3 separate regions of the Mus musculus genome follow, and all the other regions are linked to region 2. The links are chromatin loops, found by intact Hi-C in ENCODE. Cell type or tissue: heart. All regions are shown on one strand.

The links. A loop is a pair of places that touch in the nucleus more often than their neighbours do. Peaks named below come from ENCODE experiments on the same cell type or tissue, not always from the same donor. Only the 100,000 strongest peaks of a DNase experiment are listed, where the experiment ranks them.
Region 1: it touches region 2 in a loop (2.8-fold over the local background); 2 of 42 quality-filtered maps call a loop at or near these places.
Region 3: a loop joins it to region 2, with 4 times the contacts of the local background. A loop is called at or near these places in 10 of 42 quality-filtered maps.

The regions. Positions count from the first base shown.
Region 1 is chr13:14,174,149-14,182,148 of GRCm38, forward strand. Arid4b (AT rich interactive domain 4B (RBP1-like)) reads left to right here. Exons shown (of 24, transcript NM_194262.2): 18 at 7,072-7,156. Among named protein-coding and RNA genes, the nearest start is that of Gm26129, 91 kb to the left of the region's middle. In heart, a CTCF peak has its summit at 4,098 (motif pointing left); no DNase peak of the experiment used is centred here.
Region 2 is chr13:13,950,279-13,958,278 of GRCm38, forward strand. B3galnt2 (UDP-GalNAc:betaGlcNAc beta 1,3-galactosaminyltransferase, polypeptide 2) reads left to right here and starts at 4,396. Exons shown (of 12, transcript NM_178640.3): 1 at 4,396-4,641. The coding sequence starts at 4,527. In heart, CTCF peaks have their summits at 4,140 and 4,819; a DNase peak (open chromatin) is centred at 4,203; H3K4me3 peaks cover 2,684 bases; H3K27ac peaks cover 2,032 bases.
Region 3 is chr13:14,036,712-14,044,711 of GRCm38, forward strand. It overlaps Tbce (tubulin-specific chaperone E), which reads right to left and starts at 2,927. Exons shown (of 17, transcript NM_178337.3): 1 at 2,827-2,927. In heart, a CTCF peak has its summit at 3,005; DNase peaks (open chromatin) are centred at 2,700 and 2,930; H3K4me3 peaks cover 2,070 bases; H3K27ac peaks cover 1,762 bases.

The DNA of each region.
Region 1 (8,000 bases), 220 kb after region 2:
TGTTACTTTATGTTGCTGTTTTCCTAACTAATCATAATAATATGATTCATATAATGGCGTTCTCAGGGCTCAGGAGTATAACTTCTCTTTAGAACACTGAGCTAGTCTTTGTTAGCAACTGAGAGATTCAGTTCCATTGGGAATCCTCATTTCTTAGGACTTTCTTTTTTCTCTTGTTCTTTTAAAATTACTGAACTGTTCCTTTTCAGCTTAGTTTTCTAGTTCTTTTTTTAGACTAGTCTACCCTTGTTTTGTTGTACCTGAGTGTATTCCATTTAGTGGAATTAGTGTGCTGAGGAAACCATGCAAAATCATCATGTTCTTGCTTTGAGATTATTGTAATAATGGGAAAAAAAAAAGCAAATACTCTGGAAAATCATCCTTTGTTCTTTAGTGTAGTAGTTAAAGGCCCGTAAAATGTACCTCATTTGATGATTGTAAACAAATACTTGTAAACTTGTTTTAGAAGAGATTGACTTTTGAATTAATCACAGTGCAGGAGTACAAGTGAAAATCAGCATCAACTTCATGAAAAAGATTAACAATTCCATTATGGTTATACCGGAGAGCCTTGATTTTTGATTTGTATTTTCAGTTCAGACTGTTGACTAAACCTAGGTCTGTCTCACTGAGTAGTTTTAGAGGTTGGCAGATGTTTCAAAAACATCCACTTGGACATGTTCCATATCATAATTTACAAACTAATAAGTACATTTCTGTTGTTGTTCAAATATGTACGAGTACAATTTCTGAAACTTAATCAATTATTTGAAAAACTCAACTTTGGGGATATACATTTTGCAATTAGTGCCACACAGCTCTTAACCATTTGCAGTGGTCTGAGCTTGGTCTGTACTTGGCCAGGGTGTTTTCTCGACCCTACCTGTTACCTCTCTAGCTATCGACAGACACTAGCATTAGAATCCTTAGGAAATACTATTGTTAGAATGACTATACTGTTTTGTTGAGCTTCTTGTGACAAAATTTAAATACAAGAATGCTGTCATAGTCATGTTTCTGTCCATCTGCAGTTATATTTTTTGAGGGTGGTGGTGGTGAAGATAAGTCTTATGTAGCATAGGCTGGCCTTGAACTTCCTGATTAGGTGAGGGTGACCTTATTTATCCTCCTGTTTCGTGTCCTAAGTGCTGTACCATAATGCTTGACTGTCTCCCCTCCCCTCCCCTCCCCTCCCCTCCCCTCCCCTCCCCTCCCCTCCCCTCCCCTCCCCTCCCCTCCTTTTCTTTTCTTTTTGGTGGGGGTGGTGTGGTTTGGTTTGGTTTTCGAGACAGGATTTCTCCCTATAGCTCCCGCTGTTCTGGAACTCTGTGTAGACCAGGCTGGTCTTGAACTCATAAAAATCGGCCTGCTTTTGCCTACTGAGTGCTGGATTTAAAGGCATGTGCCACCACTGCCAGGCTGCTATTTATTCTTGATTTTGATGAATAGCATTCATGTCATTTTATGGATTTACTAGTAAGAGAAACTTGTAGCTTTCTCTGGTGAGAACAAGTACTCAGCGGTCTCTGAATGGTTTCCTTTAGCTATGTGTCAGTATTTTAAATAAAATATGTTGTCAATAATTTTTAAATAATTACTTAGTACCATTTTAGAATTTTGGTATTTAACTTAATAGCTAATTATTTGGGGTGTTTCTTTGTAATAACCTTTACATTTATTTCAGATAGTTTTAAAGAATTGTGTCAACTTGGTTTTACTCTGAACATTTGTTTTTGCTTTGTTTGCTCTGCTTTGCTTTAAGACAGGGTCCCACTCTGTATACCTGGCTGGCCTGGAACTCGCTGGGTATCCCAGGCTGGCTTAAACTCACAGAGATCTTGTCTATCTATGCCTCCTAAATGCTGGAATTAAAGGCGTGGACCACCATGTCCAGCTGTTCTGACAGTATTTTTAAAACACCTGTTTCTGTGTGCTTTTTTTTTTTTTTTTTTTTTTTTTAGCTAAAGGTATGGCTGGGTATATATTACTATGTGCATAAAGTATTTTTTTGAAAGCTGGGTTTCAGAAGATCTGTCGAAGTGGGCATAATAACCATTTTATAGACCAACGGTCTGCTGCTTTATTATCACCAAATGATTTGCCAACACAGCCAAACAAAAGTCAGAAAGCTTTTCAGAGCTTGTAGTTTTCTCTGGTGAGAGCAAGTAGTCAGCTGTCTCTGAATGGTTTCCTTTTGCAATGTGTCAGTATTGTCAACATATTAAAAAGGTCACATCCGACATGACGTCTTCTTTCAAAAGGTTCGTATCATTACCGTGCAATTACTATTTTGCATTGTCTTCTAGGTTAAATTGTATGCTCCTTGCAGATAAGTGCTACATTGTAACTTTATGCTGAATGCATTGATATGTATTGAATAAATACGCTTTTCTATATAATTTTGACCATTTTTTTCAGGCCACAAGACATGTGAATCTTTTATATTAAGTACTTTTAGTATGTGTCTTCTCAGATTAGGCATTTGTATTTGCCTAGCAGTTTAGATGTATATCAGATGCTTATCAAGGTTCTATGTACAAAATTATTATATAATTACTAATAATGGAATTGGAAAGCTGAGGCTAACCAGTCCTTCTTTTTCTTCCTTTTTTGGTAGTACTAAGGCTCAATTCTAGAGCCTTGCTTATACTGACAAAGTGTTTAACCCCTGAACTATACTGCTTAATTAAAACAATCAGGCCTAATTTGTTTACTATTTGTTTTAACTTTTTAAATATGTTCTTGAATAGGAAAAACACAAGACAACAAAAGTCCTCTTCGCTTCTGTCCTGTCTTTTCTTGCAATGAAGAGGCCATTGTTGTTCCTTGGTACTTTTTAGTAAAGGTAAAGGCAGATGGGTGTGTGAGCCATCCAGTCAGTCTCTCTGCTTTCATATAGCCATAAGACTGTGCTTGAACCTCAACATCATGAAGCATGCTGACTGATGAACAGGAATACAGTAATTTGACAGGGTTCATCTGAACAACTGTTACATAGAGTTGCTGTTGTAATCCTAGTGTTCTCTGCTCAGTGGAGATCCATATTCGAATGCATATCCTTGATTCCTTGTATTGTGATTCTCTTCTAAAGTCACTATGACATTTTCACCCATACTTTGTTCTTACTGGTATTACTCTTCCATTCTCCCCCTTATCCTGTCTCTTCCTTCTCTTTCTCATGTTGCTCCCCATTAAGATATATGCTCATGATTACCATTCCAGTTTCATGATCTACACTCACAACTCTACATACATCTATCTAAAACTTAAAGTCTAGAGTCTGCATATTTGAGAAACCACGAAGTTGTTTTTTGTTTTGTTTTGTTTTTCTGAACCGCTCTTATTTCATTTACCATAATGATTTCTGGTTATCCATTTTCCAGCATGTGTAATGATTTTATTTTTATTTATAGCTTGATAAAATTTCATTACACACACACACACACACACACACACATATATATATATATATATATATATATATATATATATAAAAAATGTATGTCACATTTTCATCATCCATTCACCTGTTAATGGATAATTAGGTTGCTCCCATTTCCTAATTATTTTGAATGGTTGGTATCCTATGTGATTTTTTTTTTTTTTTTAGCCTATTTTTTTCTTCACTCTTTTCATGTGTCTGTGTGTATGTATGTGAATGCAGATGCCCTTGGACTCTGTCTATGTACCTCTTATTTGCTGAGCTATCTTCCAGTTCCCTCCTATTGATTCTTAAAACAATAAATAACTCGGGGGAGCCCTCCTGTACAGGGAGAATCATGATAGTCAAGAGGATAAGGCTGTTATACACTTGCAGTATATTCTTTTATTCTTATTTGTTAATGTTGGTGTTTTCTGAGACAGAGTCTCTCTCTGTATCCATACTAGCTCAGAGCTCTTTATTTTCCTGTTTTGGCCTCCTAGGTGATAGATTATAGGTGTTCTTTAATGTGTTCAGCTCCAACATTCAGGTATTTTTTGTTTTTGATACAGGGTTTCACTATGTAGCGCTTAGCTTGCCTGAAACTCAATTTGTAGACCAGAGTGACCTTAAACTCAACAGAGATCTACCCACCTTTGCCTCCCCCTTGTGTTGAGATTAAAGACATGCATCACAATATCCAGCAATTCTAGTATCCTTTAAAGTTGTATTTTGAGGGATGAATAAATGTTCTATCTAATAAGGTATCTCAGTGGGAAAAAAATTAAAAATATTTTGCTTTTCTATTTCTTTTTTTTAATATTTATTTATTTATTTATTTATTTATTTATATGTAAGTACACTGTAGCTGTCTTCAGACACTCCAGAAGAGGACATCAGATTTTGTTACAGGTGGTTGTGAGCCACCATGTGGTTGGTGGGATTTGAACTCAGGACCAATTGGGACTCTTAACCGCTGAGCCATCTCACCAGCTCCTGCTTTTCTATTTCTTAGTTGAAATTTTTCTCATTTTTGCCACTTCTTTTTAAAAACATTGGGCTTTTTGTAGTGTTAGAAGATATTTGAATTCTCAATAATCTCTACACCAGAGTGAAAAGCAGGAAGGTCAGGAATCAAGGTCAGTCTCGGCTACATAGCAAATTCTGGCTAGTCCACACTACATTGAAACAGTGTCTCAGTGCAAAACTGATATTCAGAGCAGGTTCCCAGACAACCAGGGCTACACAGAATGAAGCAAAACAAAGAAAAGATATTTGAACTGGAACTCAATTTCCTGTTTTCTGTCTGCACCAAATATCCACTTCCATTATCTTTAAAATGAGTGTATTTTTGTCTCTTTTTAGCATATATTAGTAATAGTATCTATAAGTCTTAATTTCATGTAGCCTAAGCAGAGTGCACTGCAGCTTTTGTTGTAGGTCTGAGTACCTTTCACTTAGTTGGTCTTCCCATTGCCGTCTGATAAGGATGTTACTGCTGCTTAACCTCTTTCACATACGCATGGAGGGCTTTGACATCATTGCTGGCTTGAGTTTGGTTCTACTTTTAAATTTATTTATTATTCGCGAGGAGTATGTTTGCGGGATGTGCATGCCACAGTGTGCATGTAAAAGTTAAAGGACAACAATTTGGAGCTATTTCTCTCATTCCACATTTACTGGGTTCTAGAGGTGGAACTCAAAGTTTTCAGTCTGCATGGCAAGTATTTTTACTTGCTGAGCCATCTTTCTGGCCCCTTGTGACAGGATTTTGCTGTGTTGCCCAGGGTGGCCTTGAATTCCTAGGCTCAAATGATTCTCCTCCTCTCAGGTATCTGAAACTCTAGGTACATCTAGAATCCTATTCATTCTTATAAAACTGTGATATCTCTAGGAAATGTTAGACTGGGGAGCTGGTACTCTACCACTCAGGGATCCTTTGTCCCTAAATGGCTTTCTTAAGCATAATGCAGTGTTTTGATGCTGCTGTGATAGGCAAAAATGTACTGTAATGCTAAGTGTATACTACTGTATCAGGCTAAGTACCAAAGGAAAAGCAATACTTGGTTTGCAGCTTTCTCAGGTATTATACATTTGAGCCTTAAAACACATATATGGCATGTGGGTTTAGTTTTCATTTACTAATGTGTTAGACTGCTGATGTTGTGAATGGTTCAATCAGTGGGACACTTATAGAGACACTGATATGTGTCCAGAATGCATCCTATAACTCATTATCTCTTTTATGGCCACCATCAGGTTTAGCCAGGAGGAGTCTTGGTGTGCTACAATGTGGAGCTGAGTCAGCAGTTTCATACTGGCCTGTGAAACACTCGCCTGAGGGTTGCTTTAGATGCTTGTAGGACTTCTGTTTGTCATAACGTGAAAACATGTTTAATCAAATGATGACTTGTATAATTAAATTTTTCCCTCCAGGAGGGTGGTTGCTTTTTGAGATTGGGTCGCTCTTTGTAACCCAGACTGTCTGTAATTCACATCTGTAGCCAGGCTGGCCTGAAGCTCCTGAAACTCTTCCGTTAGCCTCTCAAGGCCTGATTCATCACAGCTTGTTAATTTAGTTCTTGATTTGGGACCATTGTTACTTCACTATAAATGCTTGTAATAATGAAGACATTTTAATCTTAAACCTTATTTTCAGGATTTTGTGTTTGTTATTAAAGACTGGAGTCATAGCTTAGGATATGCAAGTCTATAGTTTTTAATCTCCAGTACTGCAGGCAGATAAATAAACAAATGACAAATAGTCATTCTTTTATGGGTATAGCTTTGAAACAGAGAATGACTGAATTACTTTCTAATTTTTTTAAGTCTTGTTTATTTATCATGTATATAGCATTCTACCTGCATGTGTACCTGTAGGCCAGAGGAGGTCACAGATCTCATTATAGATGATTGTTAGCCACCATGTAGTTGCTGGGAATTGAACTAAGGACCTCTGGAAGGCACAGTGCTCTTAACCTACAAGACTTCTTCTCTCCAGCCGCCTCTAATGTTTTTTTCCTAGCTTTTTTTTTAAAGGAAAAAAGTACTCTTTTTTTTTTTAATAGTTTAATGTAGTCAGTAGTATTTTGCACCTTGCAAAATCCTGAACTTTGAACATTGAATTGAGACGTCATCATAGCTCTGTTGACCCTTCAATGTTTGTAACTATATGAAAGAAGCTTTTTAGGGCACAGAAAACTTAGGGCAGATGAATGTTTTTCTAGCATTTTCTGAGCAGCGCCTCCCTGCCCCAGGGTTATTTGCATTCTCTAAATAGCAATAGGAGGCTTTCTATCAGAGTGTTACTTAACTATAGCATGCTATCTTGGTAGGTTTAGAGGGGAAAATTCCTACCCATTGCTTAAACGCAAAACAAATGTGTAGAAAAGATTATAATTTTTCAGTATTTACTGTGCATGATTGGTTTGAGTGGAGGAGTAGTGAACCTAGAGGGTTTAGGAGGGTTTGGTTCATTCGGTAGTGACCATGGGACAGTCAGTTTGACTCTCTTTGATGTCTTGATTGCATACTCATCAGATCTCTAAGAGCCTTGGAAGTTGTAAATATTTTAGTTTCTATGTGAATGTAGTATAGTTCCTTCAGTGGCTTATAGTTTACATATTTATGCTCATTTCTCTTAATTTTAGATATGATGAATGGATTAAAGCAGATAAAATAGTAAGACCTGCTGATAAAAATGTACCAAAGATCAAACATCGGAAGAAAATAAAGGTAAAGTCTTGATTTTTGCTATGTACCATGAGCTGTTAAGTAAATACTTTTTCCACCCTCCACTTCCACCCCCACCCCACCCCAAGGCAATTAAAATACATGTGTGGGCATGGGCTAATGCTGATATTATCATCTCTTTTAAATAACACTTAATATTTTACCAAATATTGGATTTGCTCTAATTACTTTTGTCACTTGTGGAAAGGTTTTAGAAAAGTGCTAAGTAACCATATAGGTGGAACAACATTATGAACTAACCAGTACCCCGGAGCTCTTGACTCTAGCTGCATATGTATCAAAAGATGGCCTAGTCGGCCATCACTGGAAAGAGAGGCCCATTGGACATGCAAACTGTATATGCCCCAGTACAGGGGAACACCAGGGCCAAAAAAATGGGAATGAGTGGGTAGGGAAGTGGGGGGGAGGGTATGGGAGACTTTTGGGATAGCATTGGAAATGTAATTGAGGAAAATATGTAATAAAAAATATTAATTAAAAAAAAAAAAAAGAAAAGTGCCCTTTCAGTCTCAACATTGTATAAAGCCGTGCCACCAAATTGCATTTCTCTAGTTAAGTCTTTTCCTGTCTTTTGTAGTTCCCAACTAGGAGCCATCAAGCATTTTGGGTAGGGGATGTAAGTAGATTTAAGGTGAAAAGATGGTCTGGAGACCGAGGAGAGTATCTCTTCATCTCTGTATGACGGGATACGGCCTCAGAATGTTTTCAGTACGCTCCTTACCACACACTCAATAGCTAATACAGGATTTCAGCTCTCAGTTGCAAAATTGTACCACTCTGCATGATAGAATAAAAAAACCAGATCATTAATATGGTTTTGAAATTT
Region 2 (8,000 bases):
ATGCAAGGCAGCCACTTCCAGTCACAGGCAATTCCAAGCACAGACTCAGCACCACACAGGTAACAACATTCCACCCTGGATGGCAGGGTGCACTTCAAAGATATGTAGCAGCAAGTCTCCAGGGCACTTGTCTGGGTGCTGCTGCACCTTCAATCTGCCTGTCACCATTGCCACCATTGTCACTATTGTCAGAGAATGCCTGAACCTCTACTTCCACATTTCCTACTACTAGGAGACCCTCATCACTCTCAGTTCTTGGCTCAGCAGCCTGAACGATCCTGTGGGAACAGGTTGGATCTTGTTGCTCGTCCTAGCAAAGCCCATTTAGTAGTGTTCCCATTCATTTCAGAACAAAAGCCAAGTCCTTACTGCAGTTTACATCCTGTCTTGCTGGAGTCTGGATCTCCACGCTCACCTTCCAGTATGTTATTCACCACTTCTTGCGGAACGTCTTTGCTGGAAGCTCCCTTCTGTGGGGAACTGAAGACCTTCGTCTTTCTTTCACTTCCAGGAGAGAACCCTGACTCGGCGGCACAGTGAAACTAGAGCAGAATGAGGAAGCCTTGGACTGAGATGTGAAGAGCTGCATCTGCTGGGTAAAAGGTAACTACCTTCTTCTAGTCCGTGTACAGCCATTTACTCAGGGGAATTCAACTGTCCGCTAGAAATCCACAAGTAATCATTTAAATCAGTGTTTCTCCACCTACGGGTCTCAAGCAACTAGGACAAGAGGGAGGGCCAGCGTCCCCTAGTGGACTGTTTTGCCTGTAATGTATGGATATGTACCACAAGCCTACATGGTGCCCTCAGGGATCAGAAGGAGGAAGACATCAGATATCCTAAAATGGTTGTTGAAGGAAGTCACTGTGAGCTGCCATGTGGGTGCTGGTGAAAGATCCTGACAGAATGTAAAAGGTCACAGAAGCCCTGAAACTGGCAAAATAGATTTCATTGTTAGTAGAACTAGCGTCACTGATTTAGAAAAATAGAGGTGCACAATGCTCTGGCCGCTCCTAGAACCTGTGTGTCTGCCAATGTTCTGACCAGGTGTGTGCCCATTGCTGCACCTCACTGCCAGGTGTTTGTGATATTGGTTGCTATATTGGTTGCTGGGAAAGAGTCGAAAAATCTCCCCAGCAACCACAGTCCGGGCCAATCAGGAGTTGCTGCACCTTCATTAGACTCCTTCCTTGTTTCCCTCCCATACCCATTTCTTGAGGAATCAATCATTTTAGAATAGACATTGTTTAGATCTGGAAATCTCACCTTCTCCTTTCCCCCTTAAGGACCTATAAAAACTGGGACCCCTTTTCCCTCAGGGTGGACAACTCTACCCCTGAGTGGGATACGAGTCGTCCCCAGAGTTCTGGCTTTCCCCGAATAAAGCCTCGTGTGGTTTGCATCAAGCTTGGTCTCTCGTGAGTTCTTGGGGGTCTGCTATTATCCTGAGTCCTGAGCGAGGGGCTCCTCAGGGAGTCTTTCACTGGAAACCAAGCCTGGGTCTCCTGCAAGAGCAACAAGTGCTTTTAACTATAGAGCCATTTCCCTAGGCCCATCGTAGTTTTTAAACAGAGAAAGTTCTACCAAGAAAGGTAGAAACCTGAGTCACAGAGGACCTGAGTCTGAAGGGACTGAGGTAGCAAAACAAACTCCATTTTGGTTTTTTAGACTCCATCTTAGGTTTTTGTCCTCAGAGTGACTTGTCCCCCACCCTTGAGTTCTGGAAAAAAACAAAACAAAACATGAGATCTTGACAGTTGCAAAATAGGCATAACAGCTGTAGTCAAGCGATAATACCAGGGTGGGCTAAGTAAACATGAATCATTCCCAAGTCATGAAGCTTCTTTTAGGTGTGTGCTCCCTCCTTGCGGTTTGATCAGATGCTGTAAACCAATCAGCTTAAAGGCCAACATTCCTTTATCCTCTTACTTAATCATTTAACTCCAAGGCTTGCCAATCCCTACTTGCGTTTTTTTCCTCTATAAACCCCATGCCCTAGACTTTGGGGTCGCTCTCCTATCCTATTGCACCAGGATAGTTTGTGGCCCAGGTTCAAGCCTGAATAAAAACTCTTGTGTGCATAGCCGGGCATGGTGGTGCACACCTTTAATCCCAGCACTTGGGAGTTCGAGGCCAGCCTGTTCTACAAAGTGAGTTCCAGGATAGCCAGGGCTACACAGAGAAACCCTGTCTCAAAAAAACCAAATAAATAAATAAATAAATAAATAAACCTTAAAAGAAAGTTATAGAAATTATTCTTCCTTAGAGGGAAAGGAATATACAGAAGTTGGTGATATCTGCCAAGCAGCTATATATTTCATCCTTTAATTCTGTTACTCTTCAAAAGGAAAAAAGTGTTCTTTCCTGTCTTCAGGACTCTTGTTACTAGGGGTCCTAAAGTTACCCCAGAGTATTGAGACACTAGTGCTCAAATTTTCAGGGCATACTGTGCTAGCCAGCATCTAGGATGGTTCCCAGTGATCTTCGACTCCTGGTAGTCACCTGGTGAATACCTGAACACTGTGCACACAGGTATCCACTCTATAGGGCTTTTCTGTGTGACCAATTGACTAACCCAGAAGTGACAATGTGTCTCCATCATTAAAACGTCTGCCATCTGAGTAAGCAATGTTCAAAGCAGACTCTTCAACCACCATGAAGCCTTCAGATGACTGCAGCCCTGGCTGATGATATTCCTGCAACTTTGAAAACGAACTAGAACTTAGCTCCCAAATTCCTGATCTGTACTAAAGTCTGAGATATGAAATGATTATTATTGTTTCAATTATTCTGGATTTGTAATGAATAACAAATACACGAGTCCCCTCCCCTTTTTGTACAGGTTGGGCATCAACCCAAGACTGCCCATTGGTAGGTAAGGCCCTACCATTCAGCTTCATCACCGCTCAAACAAGTTTCTTCTCATGGGAACAAATTTGACCACGTGAGTTATTTTATTAAGTACATAATAAAACAGTACAGTAGAACACAGCTTTTACCTGATTAAACTAAATTAAAAAATTGAAATTAAAAACATTGCAAAAATAGCCAAAGAAAAAGCTATCTTAAGGGGCTGAAGAGATGGCCCAATGGTTAAGAGATCTGGCTGCTCTTCCTGAGCACCCAATTTCAGTTCCCAGTACCTACAGGGTGGCTCACAAACACGGGGAAACTCCAGCTCCAGGGGATGGGATAGACGCCCCCCCCCCCAGCCTGCACATGCGTACACACACAAATGAAAAAAAAAATCAAATAAAATCTTTTTAAAAAAGTCAATCTTAACAGTGTCAGGTTGAGGATATAGCTCAGTTGGTAGAGGGCTTGCCTAGTAAGGATTAAGCCCTGGGTTCCATCCCAAAGCACCACTTGTGGAGATGAAGACAGAAAGATCAAGAGTTCAAGGCCATCCTCTGCAGAATAGTTTCCTGTTAACTACGTGAGACACTGGGGGCGTCTGTGTGTGTGTGTGTTACTACAATTGCTTTTTTAATACAAAACCGCTACTCAGTGGCAATATGGTGCTGAGCCTGAGAGGTGGCTCCAGTGAAGTCCGCTCGTTTCCTAACGCTGGTTGGAGATGGATCTTTTGCAAACCCAGCCCTCACACATTTGGTCACCTCAACTTGGTGGGAACTTTTCAAAGTCATCTGGCAGCTGAAGCTCTCATTTCTGTGCTTCCCGACAGTTACCCTAGTGAGGAGCGCGTGCGCACCCAGGCAGCCTCCAGATCCGGGCTTCTCCTCTGTCCTCGCTTTCCATAGCAAGCCCCGGTGTTTCTCGTCCTCCTCACCCGCCGTTGCTTACTAGAGGGAAGCAGGAAACTCCCTGCTACTCGGCGCTCAGGCTCCCCGCTGCGCTTCTTATGGGATAGGTCAGGGGAGCACACTATTATTTCGTTGAGCGCTGAGGTGCCATACAAACCTGCCCCGACTGGGCAACTGCTCCTCGAGGTCATGCGCCCTGCAGCAATGTCCACAGCGGAGGGGGTCGTACAGCAACTTGAGCAGTTAACGTGCAGGTTCCCCGTGTGCGGTACCCGCCTTTACTACAGGGGAACCCTAGCAAGAAGGTGGATGCGCATGCTCAGTGTGCCGCTAAGGCACCGCGGCCGGATGAGAGACGCGCATGCTTCGTGTGTGCACTTCGCCTCCAGCGTTGCGTAGCAGCACGCATAGCTCTCTGGGAAACGTAGTTTCTCGGGCTTACAATCTCAGGCACGCCTCCCTCCTGGGCTCAGCGAGGGACTACCGCTCCCGCCCTTCCGGCAGACAGGAGCGTGCAGGGACGCGGACTGAAGGGCTGGGCGAGAGCGAGGAGGGCTGAACGGGTGGGAAGGCCACGCACGCGGGGGCGTGGCCTTGGCCGGGAAGCGGCCGCCGCTCGTGGTGCGGATCTAAGGAGAGAGCGGCGGAGACAACGCCAGGCGTGGGCGCGAACACTCCTGGTGGCACTCGGTGTTCTTAGGTCCCCTCGCTATTGGCCGGGACGCGGGAGAGCGCGGCGGGGGCGCGAGGTGGGAGCGGCCAATGCGAAACTGGCTGGTGCTGCTGTGCCCTTGCGTGCTCGGGGCCGCGCTGCACCTCTGGCACCTCTGGCTCCGTTCCCCGCCGGACCCCCACAACACCGGGCCCAGCGCGGCAGGTGAGGTGAGGGGCTGAGTCGCTGCGCTCGTGGGAGGCCGCGGGGGATGGCTGAAGGGGCACAGGGAGGGCTCGGACGTCCCAGAACGGACGGAACAAGCGAGTCTTTCTTTAGTGTCGGGCGAACCCAACTGTTCGTTTCTTATCAGCGTGTGCTCAGCGGCCCGCGTCGTGGTCGAGGGAGGGCCCTGGTCACAACTTGGGGCGCTTCTCTCCGAGGTGGGGTGGGGGAGCGAGCTTGCCGGTGCTGACGGTGTTGGCTTTGCGTGTCAGGACTCACTTTGCAGCGAGGAGGGACGGACTGTACTTTGTGGTCTCTGATCATGAGGTGAGTCAGGAAAAGACCTAGACGTGAACTAGGGTTCAGCTGTGAGTGGAGTCGCCCCTGTATTCTGCTTGGATAGCTTGCTAATTAAGGAGCCTAAGAATACCGGATTCTTCTTTAACTTCGCGTACATTTGTTCCCAAACTTCATCCATCGTGGGAATGAAATCTTTGTTCTCATTCGCCTTACAATCTGAAGGTGCGTTTGCCCACAGTGCGTATCCAGTGTTGTCCTGCCACCCTCAACACTACTTTCTTGTCTCCTGTGTGTCATTTTCAAGTTTTTCCCGGAATGCTTATATATGTCGAGAACTCTATAGCCATTTTAAAGATAGGGTAATGCTTTAATTTTTAACTACGTTAGGATTTATCTTACCATTTCATATCCAAACAGCTGTTTTCTTTTCAGAAAGTTTTAAAACAGTTCTTCACAGCCATCACAGAACCAAGTCTTATACCTTATTTAGCAATCCTCAAAACTCCGACTGTTACCAGATTACACTGGGGTTATTTTAGTAGTGATCTCTTTTCCTATTAGACAACCACCATTTTTTTGGAAAGGCTATTTGTGTGACTGAAAAGAATGACTTCCAAGTGGTATAATGAAAGTACATTATATGCGTATTTAGCTTGTGAGACTTTTACAAACTAGTTAAAAAAGGGCCGTACATACAAAATGCTTGGCCACCTAACATCTGTTGGGGTTGTGCTCTCTCTCACTCAAAGATGAGTGAGTTGCTGGAATCTACACGCAGAGCCCACTGTAGAATATATGTGACCTTAACATTAACAGTCTTTTAGCGTTCAACACAATAAACCTTGCCTTTGAGCTTGTGTTTAAGTAAGACTGCAAACAACTTTTGGATTTGGAACAGATTTTTTTCCTGATGTCTTAGTGCTTATCCATTTAGGATAGACTGGATTAAGCAAGCAAACTGTAGGAAGACTTAGGGTTATATGGGGTCATACTAGTTGTAAAAATTACTTTTGTGTTGATATCAAAGCTTTGTCAGATAATCAGTAGGATGTTTTAATTAGACAGATTCCTATCCCACTCTCCTCCCCTGGTACTTCAAAAACAAAAGCAGAAGTATTTTGATTGCAAAAAGTTCCCACAGGTCTTTTTCCTATTTTGCTGTTGAAATATTTAAAACATTTGGGCATTTTTACTTTCTGACCACATACATTAAGCCTAAAATCTGAGATTTTACTAAATATCTTTCTCTTGAAATAACACTTTAAGATTTATTTTGGCTTCTTTTCTGCTACTCTGTCTGGATTCCCATTTAAGCCACAATAGTACTTGTTTACATTTGTGTGTCTGTGTTTATGTGCATGCGTGTGCACTTGAGTGCACAATTGGTACAGCATGGAGCTTTTGCAAACGTTGCAGGACAACTTGTGAGTCAGTTCTCTCCTTCCACCACATGGGTTCTGATTTTGTGATGTTCAGAGTTTGATTATCAGACTTAGCAAGCCCTTTGACCTGATAAATCATTTCATTAGTACAATAACTTTTTGAAAAGGAAATTTATCTTGCCTGAATATTAGAAAAGCCCTCTGGCTAATGGTTGGTTCAGCGAACAGTAGAGGGCTGCTGGGCCATCTTCTCAAGCAGGTCAGAATTAGCAAATAATTAATGTAAGGTGCCGGCCTGCCAGGGCTTAACCATTTGAAAGGGAAGACGCATAAGACTATGAATATATCATGGAGATGGTGAGTATGATGAGGAAAAACGAGGTAGAGCTCTAAGAGTTGATCAAGGAAGGCCCATGTGGAAAGGTGACAGCTGAACAAAAGGACCTGAGGGAAGTAAGTCATGTCAGTACTAAGATTAGCAACTTTTCTAAAGTAGTGACTTTAAACAGCTGAAACCAGCCATGGAGCACAGCTAGTTAGGAGGAAGGTCTCTTGTGAAATACAGCACACCATAGGTACAGACAGGAAAGGAAATCATAGCCAGGGGATATAAACTGTGACGATTTTTGCCGACTGGTTTTGGACAGTGCCTTAGCAGAAATTATGCAGTGATCAATATAGAAATCAATATAGATCAATATAGATCTTATGTAATTGGGAAAAGGCTACTCTTTGTAAGGTATCTAGAAAAAAGGAAGCCAGAATTGTAAAGAAAAGTGGCTTATCACCAAGTACATATTTGTATAGCTAGGTGTAGGGCTGGATATCTGGGTCCAGCTGCTTGTTGACAGACTGGGCAAGCAGTTCAAAGACAAATTGAGCTTAATGTCCAGCTTTTGCCTAGGGTTGGCTCTTCCAAAAGTATCCCGCTATGCTATATCTCAGTACTTCAGTTCCCATGAATATAAGCTATAAGAATTTAGTCAGCAAAACACTCAGGTCAGTGCCTGAGTCACTCCTGGAGTTTTGGTGAGTGTTTGGGTTTTACTGCTGTGAACAGACATCACAACCAAGGCAACTCTTACAATAACATTTAACTGGGACTGGCTTACAGGTTCAGAGGTTTGGTCCATTATCAAGGTGAGAACATGGCAGCATCCAGGCAGGCATGGTGCAGGAGGAGCTATTCCAACACCTATTCCAACAAGGCTACACCTCCTAATAGTGCCACTCCCTAGGCCAAACATATATAAACCATCACATTCCACTCCCTGGCCCCCGTAGGCTTGTTCAAACACACAAGTCTATGGGGGCCATACATACCCATGGCATAAAAAAAATACATTTAGTCCTACTTGCAAAGTCCACATAGTCTAGAGCACTCTCAACAGTATTAAAAGTCCGAAGTTCAAGGTCTCTTTTTAAATCCATCCAATGACTTAACTTTAAACCTCAAAGCAAGACAGGAAATCAGCTGGGCAAACTCCAAACTGCATCTCCATGTGATGTCAAAGCAGTCTTCAGATTTCCAACTCCTTTTTCATCTTTTTTGACTGCAACAAACTTCTTCCTCCTGGGCTGGTTCCACTCCCTGTTAGCAGTTTTCCTCAGCAGATACCATGGATCTAGCATCTCAAAAACCTTGGGGTCTCCAAGGCAACTTCAGTGTTACAGAGT
Region 3 (8,000 bases), 86 kb after region 2:
ATCACTACTTGCAGATGATATGAGACTATATATAAGTGACCCCCAAAATTCCACCAGAGAACTCCTAAACTTCCTCTACTCGAAGGATAAACAGGATGAGGAAAAAAAAATAGGGAAACAACACCCTTCACAATAGTCACAAATAATATAGAATACCTTGGTGTGACGCTAAACAAACAAGTGAAAGGTCTGTATAACTGAAGATCTCAGAAGATGGAAAGATCTCCTATGTGCGTGGATTGGCAGGATTGATATAGTAAAAATGGCTATCTTGCAGAAAGCAATCTATAGATTCAATGCAATCCCCATCGAAATTCCAAATCAATTCTTTATAGAGTTAGAAAGAACAATTTGCAAATTCATTTGGAATAACCAAAAATCCAGGATATTGAAATAACAATAAAAGAACTTCTGGGGGAATCACCATCCATGGCCTCACGCTGTACTACAGAGCAATAGTGGTAAAAAGTGCATAGTATTAGTACTGAGACAGGCAGGAAGAGCAAAGGAATAGAATTGAAGACCTGTGGGAAGCCACATGTGCCGTTGCTGAGTGGCACTGACTACTGCTGGCCACCACGCATAAGATTGGACAAACAACCAACGTGTACATATGCAGTAAAGTTTTTTGCAAAGACACTGCCTGGCCCGGGCATGATAATGAGGTTCTGTAAGGTACTGAGAGTATAACCAATTAGATGTGAGACATGCAAATGAGGTATGATAATGAGGTTCTGTAAGGTACTGAGAGAGAGGAGCCAATCAGATGAGGAACATGCAAATGAGGCTTAGTGCATAACCAATCCGGGTGTGAGACACGCCTCTCCTAGGCCTATAAAAGCAGCACCAGTTCTGGGCTCGGGGTCTTTTCGCCTCTACAATCAATCTCTCCCAATAAACGTGTGCAGAAGGATCCTGTTGTAACATCATTCTTCCTGGCCAGTCGAGCACGCGCAAGAAAGACCCAGAAATGAACCCACACACCTATGGTCACTTGATCTTTGACAAAGGAGCTAAAACCATTCAGTGGGAAAAAGACAGCATTTTCAACAAATGCTGCTGGTTCAATTAGTGGTTGACATGTAGAAGAATGCAAATTGATCTATTCTTACCTCCCTGTACAAAGCTCAAGTCCAAGTGGATCAAGGACCTTCATATAAAACCAGATAAACTTAATCTAGTAGAAGAGAAAGTGGGAAAGAGCCTCGAACACATGGGCACAGGGGAAATTTTCCTGAACAGAACACCAATGACTCAAGCTCTAAGATCAACAATTAACAAAAGTGACCTCATAAAACCGAAAAGCTTCTGAAGGCAAAGGACACTGCCATCAGGACACAACGGCAACCTACATATCAGGAAAAGATCTTTATCAATCCTATATCTGATAGAAGGCTAATATCTAATATATACAAGGAACTCAAGAAGTTAGACTCCAGAGAACCAAATAACCCTATTAGAAATGGGGTACAGAGCTAAAGAAAGAATTCTCAATTGAGGAATCCTGAATGCCCAGGAAGCGCCTAAAGAAATGTTCAACATCCTTAGTCATAGGGAAATCAAATCAAAATGACCCTGAGATTCCACCTCACACCAGTCAGAATGGCTAAGATCAAAAACTCAGGTGACAGCAGATGTGGAGAAAGAGGAACACACATTTTCATTGTTTGTGAGACTGCAAGTTGGTACAACCACTCTGGAAATCAGTCTAGAGGTTTGTAAGAAAATTGGACATAGTACTATTTGAGGACCCAGTTATACTACTCCTGGGCATATACACAAAAGATGCTCCAACATATAACAAGGACACATGCTCCACTCTGTTCATTGCAGCCTTATTTATAATAGCCAGAAGCTGGAAAGAACTCAGATGTCCTTCAACAGAGAAACTGATACAGAAAATGAGGTACATTTACACAATGGGGTACTACTCAGCTATTAAAACAATGACTTCATGAAATTCTTAGGCAAGTGAATGAACTAGAAAATATCCTGAGTGAGATAAGTCAGTCACTAAGGTGGATGGCAAGAAGTGTGCAGACTGTAGCCTGATATAGCTGTTTCTAGAGAGGCGCTTCCAGAGCCTAACAAATACAGAGGCAGCTGCTAGCAGCCAACCATTGAACTGAGCACAAGATCCCTAACGGAGGAGTTAGAGAAAAAAAGACTGATGGAGCTGAAGGGGTTTGCAACGCACAGGAAGAACAATATCAACCAACCAGACCCTGCAGAGCTCCCAGGAACTAAACCATCAACCAAAGAGTACACATGAAGGGACTCATGGTTCCAGCCCCATATGTAGCAAAGGATGGCCTTGTTGAACATCAATGGGAGGTGAGGTCCTTGGCCCTGTGAAGGCTCGATGCCCCAGTGTAGGCGACTGCCAGGGCGGCGAGGTGGGAGTGGACGGGTGGGTGGGGAGCACCCTCAAAGAAGCAGGGGAAGGAAGGATGAAATAGAGGGATTCCGGAGGGGAAACCGGGAAAGGGGATAACATTTTAAATGTAAATAAAATATCCCCCTCAAAAAAAGGGAAAAAAATCTGAATACTCCTCTCTGCCCTCCCACCACCCTCCACCGCTGTCCACCAGAAACGTCAAAAGGAAGAGATGGCAGCATCACTTGAGACCCACGCCCAGATGTTAACGGGGGAGGGGTGGGGAGGATCCAGAAGGCGCTTGGCGCAGGCGCACTAGCCTTCCGCTGGGTCAGCCCACAATGGGGCCCAGCCGACCGGAGAAGTCTCGGAGCAGAAAGCACACACTCAGGCAACCCAGCCCCATTGGGCAGCTCGCCACCTCAGCTCCACGACCTTACGAAGCTCACCTTCCCTCTGCCGGTCTGTCAGCACCCAGAGACCCTCACGCAATCAGCGACGAAGCTTTCGGCTCTAGGCGGAAGTATCTGGAGACCGGAAGTCCCACCTCCGCAGAGGAAGTGATGAAAACCACTTTAGCCCTTCCAAACGCGAACCCTATTGTCGCGAAGTGCTGGTAAGGTAGACACCGGAACTGCAACCCCGAAGGACTGTGGGACCAGTCGATTTTGCGTACTGTAGTTGATTCAAGACGCGAACTAAAAGTTCATAGCTGGGCGTGATGGCTCATGGCAATTACAATCAGCACTGGGAAGGTCGAGGCAAGAGAGATGGGAGGAGCGGAGGGGGGTTCATATCTAAAAAACAAAAATGTTTCATGCTTATGGGCACTAAATCACCGTAGGGAGTTCATAGTTACATAGAAAGGTGTAGTGTTGATCCCTCCAGAACTGGAAAGAAAAAGTTAACCAGCTAAGGCATGAGGGAGAACAAGAGTAAACGCAATGTTTTAAGTAAGTCACCACTTTAAACAAGACGTTCCTATGAATCGAGTGTTTTGGTTTATTTTTAGATGTTAAAAAGCCAGTAACTATTTCATTGAAAACAAATTTAAGATGCTATGTATATAAGCATATCGCAATGTGACCCCTCATATTGCTATACCTGAAGCTGGCAAAAACTTACTTGGAAGAGCTCCGGCTTTGCTGGATCCAAGTCAGTTTGACCAGACAGCACCACGAAAACAGTAATAAAAGAGTGCTGTAATTCAATCCAAGAGGAATTGCACAACTCTGCTGGGAGACATAATTAATTATAAATCTGTTTTATTGCACAGCAGTGAACGAGAACCCTGTAGTGAATCTGTTGTCAGTGGTTAATGAAAGATGAAATAAGCTGCCAGAACCTTTCCTGTTTGAAACCGTCTCAGTAGTCATAGAACATGACTCACTCTTGCCTGGAGGGGCTAAGCTACTATTGTCATTTGGCAAGTCTCCAATAGAAACACAGACCTTCAGATGGGAGCGTTTTTCAAGGACAACATTTCATGAAGGTGCTGCTGCTGATTGTTTTGAGACAAAGTCTCACGTATCCTAGGCTGGCCTCAAAACTTGCCAAAGTCAAGCTGGGCGTGGTGACGCCCACCTTTAATCCCAGCACTCGGGAGGGAGAGGCAGGCGGATTTCTGTCACCTAACTACCAAAGTCAAGATTGGTCTTAATTCCTTAATATCCTGCCTCCATCTACCAAGTGCTAAAATCACAGGCTTGGCCCACCATGCCAATATCTCCACATTTATTGTAACTTCATGCTTTTCAAGGAAGTGTTGATACAAAACACATGCTAGAAAAGAGATAGGCTATTCTGAACCAAATTTAAGTGATCTTGGCCCAGAAACGTTTACTGAGTTTACCCTGAATGACTTACTGTAGAAGAGATCATTTGAATTTTTATACTTTTACACAAGAACACATTCCTCTATATCTCCCAAGTTCTCCCTACCTTCTACTTCCCGTGATTATTTTGTTCCCCCTTCTAAGTTGGACTGAAGCATCCTTACTTTGGCTGGCCTTCTTCTCGAGCTTCATATAGTCTGTGAGGAGGAATATTGCTAGCTTTGCATGTGTGAGTCTTTAGGTTTTATCCTTAGAACTGTCAAGAATGATGATGGTGGTGATGAAGAGGAGGAGGAAGAGGAAAGATACCTACTATTGACCCTTGGCATGACAGGCACATACATGCATACTCACATACAGAGGTACCCATACAAATAAGTACACAGAAGAACATTCTAGTAGCTTGAGGTATGGGCAGGTGCAAGGGGCTATTGCCAGAGCCAGAGCTGCTGGTTAAGCCTGATCAAGATGACAACCTCCCAAAAGCACCGAGACTTCGTGGCAGAGTCCATGGGGGAAAAGCCAGTGGGGAGCCTGGCTGGTATTGGTGAACTCCTGGGCAGGAAGCAGGAGGAAAGGGGCTTTAACAAGGCTTATAAAGAATGATGAAGACCTCTTTAGAGAATGGCTGAAAGACACACGTGGTGCCAGTGCCAAGCAGTCCTGGGACTTTTTTTTTTTTTTTTTTTTTTTTTTTTTGGTTTTTCAAGTCAGGGTTTCTCTCTGTGTAGCCCTGGCTGTCTTGGAACTCACTTTGTAGACCAGGCTGGCCTCGAACTCAGAAATCGCCTGCCTCTGCCTCCCAAGTGCTGGGATTAAAGGCATGCGCCACCACCGCCCGGCAGTGATGCCTTCTTATAATGTTCTCTGGGAACCCCTCAGCCCCCAGCCCCAGCATAGAGTCTCTAGAGTCTGCAGCAGGGCAGGGCTCCTCCCTGTCCTGCATGAAGAAAAAGATGGCTGTTGCCACCTTCACCTCCTATGTTCTCCAGGGTCTTTGGGGAGTTCTCTCCCCTCAGCATTTCCACCTTTCTGGAATCCTTGCCCTTGCATGCCTTTCCCTTCCACCTCTCCCTGCAGTTCTGTGGCAACAGTTACCAGCCTTCCTGAATGGATTCCTGACCCCCTTCTCCCTCATTATCTGTTGGATGCCCTTTGGTTCCTTTCCCTTTTTTTTTTTTTTTTTCTTTTTTGGCAAAAACAGTCACTGTCCTTATAAAATATTTTTAAATTAATAAAATCAGTGGCCTTCAAAAAAAAACAAACAAATAGGTACACACACACACACACACACACACACACACACACACACAAATAAATAGGGCTGGGTATGCAATTGACAGAATGCTTAGCACACACAAAATTGTGGATTAGATCCCCAGCACTATATAAAACAGGCGTGGTCCTGTACACCTGCAATCCTCTGACTCAGGAGCTAGAAGCAGGAACATCATTTCAAGGTCAAGGCATAAGCCCCTCAAGGCTGGAGCAGCCAGGGCATACCCTACAGAAAAAGAAAAGCCCAAGATCAGGCCATAAAATCCCACAAATTCCAGGCCACCCAGGAAAACACTATCACCATCCCCCCAAATAAGACTATATATAAAACCTGCCTTCTGTTCAGTTCTTCACTTCTTCTCTCTTGAGCAGAGTCAGCCACCTTCTTGTGTTTTTCCCAATAAGTATCTTTGTGAGGTTTGTTGTGCATTGTGATTTTATGGTATTCCATGGTTCTTGACCGCCAGGATACCTTTCCTCTCAGAGCTGTACCAGCTGCCATATTCAGAAAGACTCCGCTTGTGCCTGTGTTCCTCTTTGGGGGGTCTAAGTTTCACTGGGATCTTGTTTTTTGTTTGTTTGTTTTTGTTTTTCGAGACAGGGTTTCTCTGTCTTGGAACTCACTTTGTAAACCATGCCTGCCTCTGCCTCCCAAGTGCTGGGATTAAAGGCGCGTGCTACCACACCTGGCCCATTTCACTGGGATCTTATCCCTCATCTCCAGTCACCTGTAACAAACTCACCTTCTAGTTCACTGATTGCTTGACACCCTACCCACCAGTGACAATTGGGTAAGTTCCCCCTTTGGTTAGTTTAAACACTTGCCTGAGCAAGAAGAACCAACTATTGGGTGTCTGGCAACCCTCTGGTACTCTTGGAGGCAGAGGTACCCTAGCCATGATCTTGAGGTCTGCAGCAGGCCCTCTTTACTTGACCCTGGCACTCCCCTACCCCCAATTGGAGCTGCAATCCTGCAGTTTACTTAGGCACAACCTGGCTATTGGGTTCCTTCCTGCCCTTTTCTCCTGCCTTCCCCTTGGTTCTGCCCATAACCCCATTAACCCCACAGTTCCTTTAGGCTCTTGTTGCTTTTGTGGCTCCATTCCTCAACCCCTCCCTGTGTAAGAGAACCCTCTCCAAGAGCTTGGTTTTTGTTCTTACCTTCTGGCCTCCACCAAACCCCTGTACCAGGTGCTAAGCAAAGCTAAGGTGCTGACTCTTGAGTGTGGTGACTACACACTGAACTGCTTGTCTTCCTCCAGTACTCTGAGTCCTGGGAACACAGGCAACTATAGGAAGCAGTGACATTTCCCCTTCCCCGCTCTCATCCATGGAAATGGTGTTTTCCAAAACCCCTTAGTCCCCTTTGGGATGCCTCATAGATAACCTTCAGCCTCTTCACCTGGCACCTGACCCGTAAGGCCCCAAATTTATTCACTTTTGCAATAAATTTTGGCCTCAATATTCTTTAGGCAACAGGAAAATTTTCATTAGGTAAATGATTGCCTAATGGTACACTAGATCCCAATAGTAGGTGGGACCTTTACAAATATTGCAAGCAATTGAGGGAAATGGAAAGAGACTCCCTATTCCCTACCTTCAAGCTTTCCCTTTTCTCTGTTTCAAGTTTTGTTTGTTTTTCCCACTCCCAGCTCCCCAATCCCCACACTATAAAAGTATCCTGTCTTTTAAGTTGCTGTTGATGGATCTGTAAGTTTGTTGCAAAATGCTAGCCTGGAGTCAAACCTAATAAGAAGAAAGTAAAAGGATAGGCCAAGGATAGGCCAGCTGCACACACACACACACACACACACACACACACACACACACACACACACACAAACATGATAGGCCAGCTGCAGCATGCACATTCCACAAACACACACCCCTGAACACTCCCTGTTGGATGGTGCAGCTCTTTCCTGCAGAGTCCTATGTCTAAAGCCACTGCTCACAAATTTCCTATTTCTAAACCATTTTTGCTTTCAGCTTCCTGGATTCAGATTTAGGTGTCTTAGGTATAAATGGCATAAGATTGCTGTTTTTTGCTGTTTCACTTCAGTTGAAAGCTGGCTCTGAAGTTGGGATGTGGCTTCCCTCCTCTAGACTCAAGCAAACTTGTTTACAGGTTTCCTCCAAAAATCTGTCCCATATCAGGGCACTTTGTAACATCCTTAGCTTTAGAGTTGGTCCTAAAAGTTGTTAGACCTGATTGTGTGACAGAGAAAGGAGAACAAAACAAAATAGACTATTTCCAACGGGGACTTTTGCTACTCACCTCATTAGCTTTTGATTTAACTCTAAAACGTTTGCTAAGGTTATCTTATCTCAAGATTAATAAGACTACTGTGTAAACTTTCTGCATTTTATGATTTATATGCATATTGAATATGATTACAAATCTGTAACAAAAACTAAAACTTGTAACACCAATGCTGATAGTTTAAAAATAAATCCACACTTAGGTAATCTTAAAGGAAACATGTAGCTTGCTGCCATCTTATCTCTTG